Regions from separate parts of the Homo sapiens genome. Here region 1 is linked to region 2. The links are chromatin contacts, found by Hi-C or POLR2A ChIA-PET in ENCODE. All regions are on one chromosome and are shown on one strand. The core of a region is the stretch at or near the end of the contact, and the rest is flanking DNA. Distances in the headings are between cores, read along the strand shown.

Region 1 (5,676 bases), core at 792-3,291, 360 kb before region 2:
TGTACACATTAAAAGCTAATATTTAAGAAAAACCCTCTTAATCCTCCAACCCCTATTCCTACTGTGAATAATCTGGTTTAATACAAGTTAAGTCTATAAATAAATCTGTTCTTTCTCCTCAAAAAAACAGTTAAGAAACTTTACAAGAATTACAGGTTTAAAAAATTTACCGAGAGAAATCAAAGTACTGTCACTTAACCCCTATTAACATACGGTGTTCAAGCCTTCCAGTATCAGCGCCTTTTGCATAGCATCGCTGCTAGTCGTTTCACTAGCATGCTGGCTAGGAGTCTTCTTAGTCACTCTTTTCTTCTCCTTGATAGTGTCTGTACTCTGGCTTCAGCTCCCATGTGTTTTTGTGGATCCCTTTTACATTCTGAACACCAATTTCTTTTAAGATTTCCTTCAGGTACACCTAAAACAAAAACAAAACCCCTAACAAATGAGATTATAAATGCAGGGGACAAAACTTAAAATAAGATGATATGCCAAAGCACATATGCAAGCCATAAAAATTATGATCCTAAAAGCTCAGCAAGATTTCTCTATAAGGAGGTTCAATAAACTGCCTTTTGATTCTACATGTGCGACATGGTAACTGCACTAAATATATGATCATGTGCATTAAAGGAGTTGAAAGTCCTGAATGCCAACAACTTAAAAGCTAAAACAAACAAACAAAAAAAACACAAAAAACACTACATGAAATACACGAAAAAATTACTGGTCCTCACTCAGTGTGACACGGTACACCAAGGGTAATCTGCCCTTGAGTTCAGTGGCCTCATGGGACTCAGTTCACAGATTGAAACCAGTAGTTTCAGGAGCAGTAGCATATAAAAAAAATGAGCAACATTTTTGAGAATATTCTATCAAGCAGGCATATGACAGGTATTCAGAATTCTCAGTTCTAAGGTGAGTTCTCAAATTTGTTTTTAGGCCACCCACTTATTTTTTCCTATGTGAGAAGGAGAGTTGTTATTTGTATTTACTACTATTTGTACTTTAGCCAAGCTTGCCAACACAGATAAGGGAGTAAGAAGTGATAATAAGGCCGGGCTTGGTGGCTCACGCCTGTAATCCCAACACTTTGGGAGGCTGAAGTGGGCAGATCACCTAAGGTCAGGAGTTCGAGACCAGCCTGGCCAACATGGTGAAACCCCGTCTCTACTAAAAATACAAAAATTAGCCAGGCATGGTGGTGGGAACCTGTAATCCCAGCTACTAGAGAGACTGAGGCAGGAGAATCACTTGAACCCAGGAGGCAGAGGTTGCAGTGAGCTGAGACTGTGCCATTGCACTCTAGCCTGGGCAACAACAGTGAAACTCTGTCTCAAAAAACAAATAAATAAATAAAGTGATAAGAAGACATCCCCTAAAACTATCAGGGATGCAGCCTTGTGTTTGGCTTCTCCAAAGAAAAGAGTCATATTATGGTGTTTTAGGTCCCTAAAAATTCAATAAACATTTACTAAATGATTACTATGGTCATGGAAATGATGGCTATGTTAAGTGTAATATGAAACTAGACCTTTGCTTGCCAATGCTGAAGGCCAAAAAGCATTCCACAATAAGCTGACCAATATAAATTACAGAATTTCCTTCTTGGAGAAGAAAGGAAAGATAATAATATTAATTATTATTATCATTATTATTTTGAGATGGAGTTTTGCTCTTGTTGCCCAAGCTGGAGTGCAGTGGCATGATCTCGGCTCTCTGCAACCTCCGCCTCCCAGGTTCAAGCGATTCTCCTGCCTCCTCCCAAGTAGCTGGGATTACAGGCGCATGCCACCACGCCCAGCTAAATTTTTTGTATTTTTAGTAGAGATGGGGTTTCACCATGTTGGCCAGGCTGGTCTCGAACTCCTGTCCTCAGGTGATCCACCCACTTCGGCCTCCCAAAGTGCTGGGATTACAGGCCTGAGCCACTGCACCCAGCCAAGATAATTATTTAAAAGCGACTCTTTTGTTGTTGTTGCAGAACAAAGCAATCCAACAATAATTTGTGTGCGTGTGCTTCAAAGAACTAGTTACGGTATGATGATGACTCATCCCATTGATGGAAGATGTAATTTTTCTTATTGATTGAAGTGAGGCATTAATAAGAAAAATGGCTGAGAAGCTCTTGTCTGTATATTTAAGGTAGTGCTTTTCTCTAGCATGGTGCTAGACCACCTGCATCAGAACCCTGTGGGGAGCTTGTTAAATGAGACACAGCTTGGGCCTACTGAATCAAAGTCTCTTGGGCTAGGCCCAGGAATCTGCATTTTAACAAGTGCCTAGGCGACTCATGTAACTATATACTAAAGTTCCACCACATCTGGCTTAAGGTTCTTCCAGTTCTGATACTCTAGGATCTTTGAGTCCTTAGTGTGTTGCTTCGTTCTCTGAGCCTCATGTTTGCTGTAGAGTACGTGTTACCAACATAATCTAATGCCACTTTACACTGACTGATATAATGCTCTAGAGTTCATAAAGTCCTTTTAGTTAGGGGTAGGTTGTCACCTAGAAACATAATAGCTGATTAGTACTGGAAGTATACAGAGGTTCCTTCAGGATGGCTCAGCTCTCTCGTGGGCAGCCTTCCCATGCCAGCAGCCAAGCCCCAGCAGATGGCAGCAATGAACCAAATGAGCCCTGGGTTCCCCCGAGGCTTGCCTACCTCCCACACCTTATACAGTTGGCTTCACTAGCAGACCCGTGTGAATGAGTAAGCATAAAGGCTTGAGATATCTAGGTAATATAAAATGCAAGTCTGCCACCTGCTATTTCAAATTACATTTAAAAAACAGGACACTGTTCATAAACTACTTTCTAATTGAACAGGATTCATAAATGGAAAATGATTGGTTAGGCACAAATGATTCTCTGTTTAGGTGCCAAGAATGACATCTTTGTAAAATTCCAAAGAATGGTTTATTATGAGACTGGCTAAGACGATGTTGCACAAACAACCATACAATTGTGGATGCACTGCAATGGGTCAAAAATGAAAAGAACAATTGCCAGGAGCATTTTAGTAGCTCCATAGAAAAGAAGCTCTCCTGACTTCAAGTCTAGTGTGCCCATTTATAATCTAGGCCCAGAAAATGAAAATCCTAAAAAGGGTTAAACAAAAAATATTAATAAAGTCTGAAGTGTACAAATTCAGTTGTTTTCATGTCCACCCTCATTTTGGCAATCTAGTAGAACATATGGAATTCTTTTTATAAACGAAGGTGTCATTCTTTTTTCCTTGTAACAATAAGAATGGAATGAGATGACCATAGTCAGTCAATTTCTCAAGCAACAAAATGCAATCAGGGTCACAATGTACTGTGATCAGGGGGTAGGGGACACAAACTTCCTGATTTTTAGGATGTTCTAAACTGCAACCTAAGACCATTTTACTCTAATCAAATAAATTAGCTTGGCAGGGAAGTAGGTATAAAACATTAGCAGAGAAAGTAGTAGTGACGATAGGGAAAAACAAGGTCTCTGAAGGGAAAATCTCTAAAGGGAAGACATGGACAGAGAACAGAAAGAGCACATGTCCTTCCTCTGTCTAAAATATTCTAATGACTTCCCCGTTTGGGCTACACATTAAATTCCAAACGCCTTTGTAGGCATCCACTCAGGTCTGCCTTCTCCCTTTAGCCTCATCTTCCAACACTCCCCCTCACGCATGCTTCCCATTTCTGCATCTGCGTGCTTCTGGGTTTTTCCCATATGTTGTTTCCCTTCCTTGTAACGTTTATCTCCTTTCCTCAAATCTGGACCCCTCATTCTTTAAGACTAGGCTCAAATGTTACTTTCTCAGAGAAACTTTCTCTAACAGCCTTACCTTAGATTTACATTTCACACCGCACAACCTTCGATGGTAGCTCTTATTATATTATAATCCTTTATTTATATGCCTTGCTCTCCTCTTAAATCACATGCTCCTTTTTTGGGGGGGGCGGGGGGACGGTGGGAACAGAGTTTCACTCTCGTTGCCCAGGCTGGAGTGCAATGGCATGATCTTGGCTCACTGCAACTTTTGCCTACTGGGTTCAAGTGATTCGCCTGCCTCAGCCTCCCGAGTAGCTGGGATTACAGGCATGTGACACCACGCCTGGCTAATTTTGTATTTTTAGGAGAGACGGAGTTTCTCCATGTTGGCCAGGCTGGTCTTGAACTGCTGACCTCGTGATCCACCCGCCTCGGCCTCCCAAAGCGCTAGGATTACAGGCATGAGCCACCGCGCCCGGCCACATGCTCCTGTTATAGTGCCTGCGTGCACATCACAGAGACTCAGTGTACTTATGCAAAGTGAATAAGGCGTGCTTAAGACTAACAAGGCAGCTAAGAGGACTGCTGGGTGGTGGTGGGGATATCACTAAGAAGGTCCATAAAAATAGACCATTCAAATTCTAGTTCAGTTTTAGAACTCAAGCAGTGATCTAGTTTGAGAAACAAAGTTTACTGACTAAACTGTACTACGTGAATTTGAATGTCACTTATTACTAAAATCTGCATTTTAGTGCTAAAATATTGTTGGTGACAGAGCCAACTGAAGAAGAGGTTTTAAAGGTTCTACCAGGATTGAAAATTACTTGGTAATCTTATTTCTCTTTTTAACATTCATATATTCACTCAAACATTTATTCCAGCACCTACAATGTGCCAGGTGGAATGGTAGACACTCAGTCTTCCTCTCAGAGTTCACAGTTTAAGATTAGTGCAGAGGATGGGGGCAAAGAAAAAGGCATATTACGCCGGGTGTGATGGCTCACGCCTGTAATCCCAGCACTTTGGGAGGCTGAGGCGGGTGGATCACCTGAGGTCAGGAATTCAAGACCAGCCGGCCAACATGGAGAAACCTCGTCTCTACCAAAATTACAAAAATTAGCTGGGCGTGGTGGCAGGCCCCTGTAGTCCCAGCTATTCAGGAGGCTGAGGCAGGATAATCACTTAAACCCAGGAGGTGGAGGTTGTAGTGAGCTGAGATCGCACCACTGTACTCCAGCATGGGCAACAGAGCAAGATTCCACCTCAAAAAAAAAAAAAAAAAAAAAAAAAGAAAAAGAAAAAGGCAAATTGGCAGGTAATCAGAAAATATAACAGAGGCATGTGTACAGGGTATTATGAGACCACTGAGAAGGGGGCACCTAACACAGCCCGCATAGAGATGTTAGGTTCTTTGAGGATAGATATTTGATCATTCGATTTGAACAGCAATTCTGTGTAGAGATCTAGAGAAAGGAGTTCTCCTCCTCTTACTTAAACACTGAGTGACTTTCCAATTAAATCTTTTGTCTAACCACCTGTATTTGAAACAGAGGATTCTAGAACTGAGTAGATCACTTTTATGTCACATAGGATTGGGGATATGTCTTATTACAGACTATGTGCCAAGCTGCAGCACAAGATCTGAATAAACTGGCTCAGGTCCAGCAATTCTTCATCAAAAGGATGTGTGGGAGAGAATTTACGGCAAGTCTGAATGCAGAGAAATAAGGGATAGAACATCACAGCTTTCTTGGAAGGAAATGGCAAGGCACATACTTGATCAAAGAGGTCAAGTGATTAGGATGTTTGTTTGCATTTGTGGGTCAAGTTAAAACTGCGGTGGGCAAAAAGCCAGAAGTCCATGGATCAACATCCTAATTGGCCCCCAAGACTGAGACAAACCTATAGTCATAAGGCACAGTAGCC
Region 2 (5,595 bases), core at 879-3,378:
CTCACTCCACTCTGAACTACTGCTGAGAAGTCCAGAAATAAACCAGAAATACCTTTAACCTCCAATACAAGGTCCAACTTGATTTCTACCTAGCACCTCAGGAGCAAAGCAAATTAACTGAGGGTCTCGGCGGGCCATAATTTCAATATTTGAGCAACGGCAACATGGAACAAGAACCTACAATGGTGGGCAAGTTTTCCGGATGTCAGGCCATGAAGTGCTTGGACTCACAATTCCTAAGTGTGTTCTTGAAGAAAAACCAGGTCTGAGCCCTGGTAGGAGCACACAAATGAGGGTGAGTATGATGATGGGCTGGTGAAGCTCTTCCTGTCTTGGGCTATCAGATCAGGTGAAGGGAAGGTAGGGGAAGAAAGAGAGTGTGTGCCAGCGATATTAGGAGACAGGGATGTAGTTTCTTGTTCTTTGTTGTTGTTACTTAAATATTAAAATTATGGCCTTCTGAGACTCTCAATTAGTTTGCTTTGCCACTTCGGTGCTAGGTAGAAACCAAGACTATTTCTCTGAGATGGACTGATTCATTATTGGATGAATGAATGAAGCAAGCGATCAATCATGCAAACATGCACTGAGTGCTGATGATGTGTAAAGAAAGATGCTGTGGAGATATTTTCACCTAGCTGAGGAATAGTTCTCTCTTGTTATATGCTGATTTAAGGGGAAAAGTTACTTTTATAGGAGGATCCCCAAAGAAACCAAGATATTTTAAGAGACTCATTAAGTTGGTGCAGGAAGTCTTACATGAAAAAAATATATATATTAAAAAAAGATTAATTAAGTAATTATGCCCAGATGAAATGCCTGGATTTGAATCCTGCTTCTGTAACTTACTTAATCGCCTATGTTTCTGTTTTCTAATTTGTAAAATGGGAAGAATATTGGTACCTATCTCATTGGGCCATTGTGAGAATTAAATTGTTACTATATTAAAATGCTGATTCATTAAGTCATTATGTGTGCCAAGCACTGTGCTGGAAGCTGGGAATACAACAGAGTAAGACCCAGACTCTGCCATGAGGGAGCTTACTGTCTACCACAGGAAGGGAAACAGGGAACTCCATCCAACCTAATGATAATCCAGAATGAGCACCTCACCCAGCACTGAGCGTTCAAGGATGTTTGCCCTGAGTCACAGAACAAGTAGGAGTTGCTAGATTTGGCACAGAGGGGAGGGGCAGAATTCTATGATCTAAACAAGCCCTCGAGGAAGCTCTGTCATTCCAGTGGCCTCCTGAGATCAAACCCTATTTTAGAAACTGAACCTAGTGTTAGGCCATGAAGATTAATTCACACTGGTCAGCAGGGGCAGGTGCTGTTACTCAAGAGAGCTTTGAGGTTTAACCTTGTGCCATAGGCTGAGTTTGTGCTGGCCAGAGCTGTTCTTGGGAGAGTGGAATTTAATTGGTGCTTATTTGTGATGGCCTTATAAAGCATGACTCCTGGGCCTACTAAAGTGGAAACCATTCTAACTCCTAAATGACTGGCAAACACAAGCCTGAATCACACCCCAGATTGCTTTGGCTAATGGAGATGCCTGGCAAGTACAATGTGTTTGGGGCTTTTTTCCAGTATCAAATGGTGGATAAAATGGGACAGTTGCCCACTGAAAATCAGACCTAGATGCATGGGAACAGGAATAACTGTTTCTTGTGTCAACAAGAAGGCTTTTTTTTTGTGTGTGTGGAACTAAAGAAATGCAGCTCACTTACTGGTCTGGCCAAACTTCAAAAATTCATGTTTTTTTTTTTTTTTTCCTCCTCCCAGGAACATTTTGTTCCTGCTGGTGGTTAAAAGGTGGCAGCTTTCATATAGAAGTACAGCAGGAAGTATTTAAGTTAGATAAAAGGAAGGACTATGTGACAGAATGATTGAGTGCAGGACTGGGTTCCCAGGGGGATTACAAAATCTGATTTTTATTCATGGACTTTCCTACTAAATAACTGAAATAATAAGGGTGGCAAGACGTAAGCTTATATCACCATTTTTTAAAGGTCTGTGCTTTGGGATTCAGAGGAAGCGGGAGGGAGTGCCTTGTGAACAAGAGGACCTGAGGTGACTTCAAAGGCTGAGCTGGCCTTGGGATTGAGGTCGGGCTTGGAAAGAAGAGTGGGAGGGTGGTGTGGAGCAAGGTGGAACAAAGGAACGGGAAGGACAGAGCAGGTCGGGTGATCTGGAATGTGGCCCCTCTGAAGAGGGCTGCGGCGGGATAGTATTAGCAGGCTATGTCAGGGCTGGATTATGGAGAGCCTGGAAAGCTTGCCCAGAGAATTTAGATTTTACTCAACAAGCAACGAGATGCCATTTTTCCAGGCTTTTGAGCAGGAACAGGAAATGATAGAAACTGTGCTTCAGGGATCATGGGCTTTTAGCGACTGAAGGGGATTTATTGTCGTGTGGTTCATTGTTGCTCAAACTCTACTGGCATCAGAATCATTTGGAGGGGGAAGTCCTTGTGAAAATTCAGATTCTCATTTGTAAGTCCTGGGTGGGTGGGGCTGGGAATCTGCAGGTGAAAAAAGCCACTGACGATCCTAATACCAGTGATCTGAGGCCCACACGGGGCAAACACTGCTACCCCCTTCTGTGAGGCCCTGTCCAAGAGGCCCAGGGAAGCCTTTGAGAAACCCACAGAGTACCACTGAGAAAAGGAGTCAGCCCTAAAACAAGTTTAGGCCCAGAGAGCTGGAAGCTGACATTGGACAATGCCAGTTGAGTAGGAACTTCTGTGCCCCACCCCCACTTTTTTTTTTTTTTTTTAGACAAGGTCTTACTCTGTCGCCCAGGCTAGAGTGCAGTGGCACGATCTTGGCTCACTGCAACCTCCGCCTCCCCGGTTCAAGCAATTAACCTGCCTCAGACTCCCAAGTAGCTTGGATTACAGGCACCTGCCACTGTGCCCGGATAAATTTTGTGTTTTTAGTAGAGACGGCGTTTCACCATGTTGGCCAGGCTGGTCTTGAACTGCTGATCTCATGTGATCCACCCGCCTTGGCCTCCCAAAGTGTTGGGATTACAGGCGTGAGCCACCACACCCGGCCCTGTGCCCCTTTTCGTTCCCCTCCCCACACTCCAATCTTGGAGGACCCCAGAGCCTCGAAAGGCAGAAGGCCAAAGAAAGAAAGAAGTGGCTCATTCCTGGTGTGATATTTAACCAGCACATTGCTATTTTTTGACCAGCACACTGGCTTTTCAAGGAAAAAGCCCTGCCTTGTAGCATTTACCTATTTCCATGGGGTAAATACTCCCAGTGTGGCCATCTCAGGCTACCAATATGATGTCACTGAACACAGAGTTAGGAAGAGAAGCCCACCATGGGCTCCTGTGAGGCAGTAAGAGCCTGCTCCAGCAAACCACCACTTCGAGCTGGAAATCATGCCCAAGTTGGGCTGGGGCAAACTATTTGAGAATGAGGACTGAGCTGTTAAACAGTGTATTGCGCTGGATTGTGTTTTATTACTTAAAGTGGCCACAGGGCTCCCAGCACTTTGGGAGGCCAAAGTGGGCCTCCTGAGCCCAGGAGTTCGATACCAGCCTTGGCAACATGGTGGAGCCCTGTCTCTACAAAAAAGACAAGAATTAGCTGGGCTTGGTGGTGAGTGCCACCAGCAGTCCCAGCTACTTGGGAGGCTGAGATGGGAGGATCACTTGAGCCTGGGAAGTCAAGGCTGCAGTAAGACGAGATCAAGCCACTGCACTCCAGCCTGGGTCACTGAGTGAGACCCTGTCTCAAAATAAACAATAAAAATAAAGTGACCATAGGGCTTTCTGCTACTGCTTGAGTTTTCATCCACTGGTAAAGAGAAAAATGGAACAAATTTCAGTTTAGTGATCGTGAGAAACCAAGAGTAAATTCACATTTTGGTTACATCCTAAGGATGGTGCCCGTCCAATGGATGGGTTACTGTGAGAAATTAGATCTTGAAAACCTGTAAGATGTCTTTTTTAAAAAGAATTATCATCAAAGGGAAATATAAAACTGAAAAGTATTTATGAAATCTGAGCCCTCAAATTGAGAACCACAGATGTCAGGTATTCCGTAGTTGAGGGCGTTTGTTTTGGAGAGTTTTCTTTGGTGTTCCAAAGCAAATATCCTCAAAAGGAAAGCAGTTGTCTGATTAAGAAACTCTGTACTCTGTTCAAAGATAGTACAGGAAGAACCAACTAAAATGTGGGTAAGACCTACCTCATAGGTACACTATGAGGATTAAATAAACACATTTGAATGTGTCTGATACACAGAGTAGGTTTGCTGTCAATGCTTCTGGTTTTTTTCAGAGCCACATTCCCATTTTTTTTTCTTTTCTCTTTTTTTTAGACAGAGTCTTACTCTGTCACCCAGGCTGGAGTACAGTGGCATGATCTCAGCTCACTACAACCTCCACTTCCCCGGTTCAAGCGATTCTCCCTGCCTCGGCCTCCCAAGTAGCTGAGATTACAGGCGTGCGCCACCACGCCCGGCTAATTTTTGCATTTTTAATAGAGACGGGGGTTTCTCCACATTGGCCAGGCTGGCCTCGAACTCCTGACCTCAGATGTGAGCCACTCTCCTCAGCCTCCCAAAGTGTTGGGATTACAGGCGTGAGCCACCGCGCCCGGCCCATATTCACTTTTAATTATGTTGGGTTGCGTTCATTCCCTGTTGGGGAGCTTCTTCGTGGTAATGAGTGCGAGGCAGAACAATTTCTATTTCCAGTCTATTCTCGCCCCTCCTCTGTTGAGGATGAATGTCACAGATGAACCTTAGCCTGAGAGGGAGAAGGAGGACCTTCTAAGTCCCTGCGGCAGTTGGGGGTGTGAGGAGTGATCTTAGCTTTTAAGTGGGCTTCAAAGTGTCCTCTGCTAGTTGAACTGTTCGAAACTTCCACAATTTGTCCCCAGACTTCCATTAACACAGTTTCTGCTAGTAAACACAACTTATGTGTAGCTTAAGCCACTGAGGACACCAGAGCCACAGCTCCTCTCCGCCGGCTATCCCCAATGGCTGACTCTTTGCATTTCCCTAATTCAAACAGTAGACTGCTAAGGCATCAACCGCTCCCTTGAAATGCTTCAAATCGAGGAGGGCCTTGGAAACCACACGGAGTTTCCATCTATCATGAACGCCTGCAGTAAGAGACTTTCTCCACTTTTCTAAGCTACATTTACAGACCGCCACTCTGGCTGCTTTCGGTGACACAAATCCTGCCTTCAGCCGCTGAGTCATCAGAACCTGGAATGTTCCAGGCTTCCGGGCAGTTCTCATTCCTGTTTTTTCAGAGGAAAAGATCCACTTTCAGGGACGGGGTGGTGCCTGTGGCCAGCCTGGACCAGCGCTGAGGGGAGGGACAGATTCGGGCAAGGCACTGCGCGTCTGTGGCACACACCCTGTCGGCGGACACCGGCCAGTGCAGCGTGGCCTCCACTGCGCGGTGTTATGACGCCCCGTGGTCCTCACTTCTTCACCAGCCTCTAACATTCAAACCCCAGTTCTTTTGGACTTTGCAGGAGTTTTGTGAGGAATTGTGAACAATGACTCATCCAATCTAGTGTCTACATTGGTGTCGACATGGTACCTAGCACCAGGAGACTGGATGAGAT

The links. Hi-C counts contacts between places; a loop is a spot of excess contacts on that map. ChIA-PET counts read pairs that join two places held with the same protein, here RNA polymerase II (POLR2A). Pooled maps may share reads with other maps.
Region 1: a loop to region 2 is called in a pooled map, with 2.6 times the contacts of the local background. The contact joins two enhancer-like sites. A Hi-C loop is called at or near these places in 3 of 50 pooled maps. POLR2A ChIA-PET finds 5 or more read pairs at or near these places in 3 of 52 experiments (AG04449, H1 and T-cell).

What each region holds. Positions count from the first base shown.
Region 1 is chr13:45,278,181-45,283,856 of GRCh38, reverse strand. It overlaps GTF2F2 (general transcription factor IIF subunit 2), which reads right to left. Exons shown (of 8, transcript NM_004128.3): 8 at 1-415. The coding sequence ends at 296. Among named protein-coding and RNA genes, the nearest start is that of SNORA31B, 55 kb to the left of the region's middle. Within about 2 kb of position 2,041, at least 3 of the 41 ENCODE cell types and tissues checked have a DNase peak (open chromatin) inside an H3K27ac peak, as active enhancers do.
Region 2 is chr13:44,918,207-44,923,801 of GRCh38, reverse strand. LOC107984619 (a long non-coding RNA gene) reads left to right here. Exons shown (of 2, transcript XR_001749860.1): 1 at 1-295. Among named protein-coding and RNA genes, the nearest start is that of TRE-TTC2-1, 3.0 kb to the right of the region's middle. RefSeq lists an enhancer at 4,969-5,298. Within about 2 kb of position 2,128, at least 6 of the 41 ENCODE cell types and tissues checked have a DNase peak (open chromatin) inside an H3K27ac peak, as active enhancers do.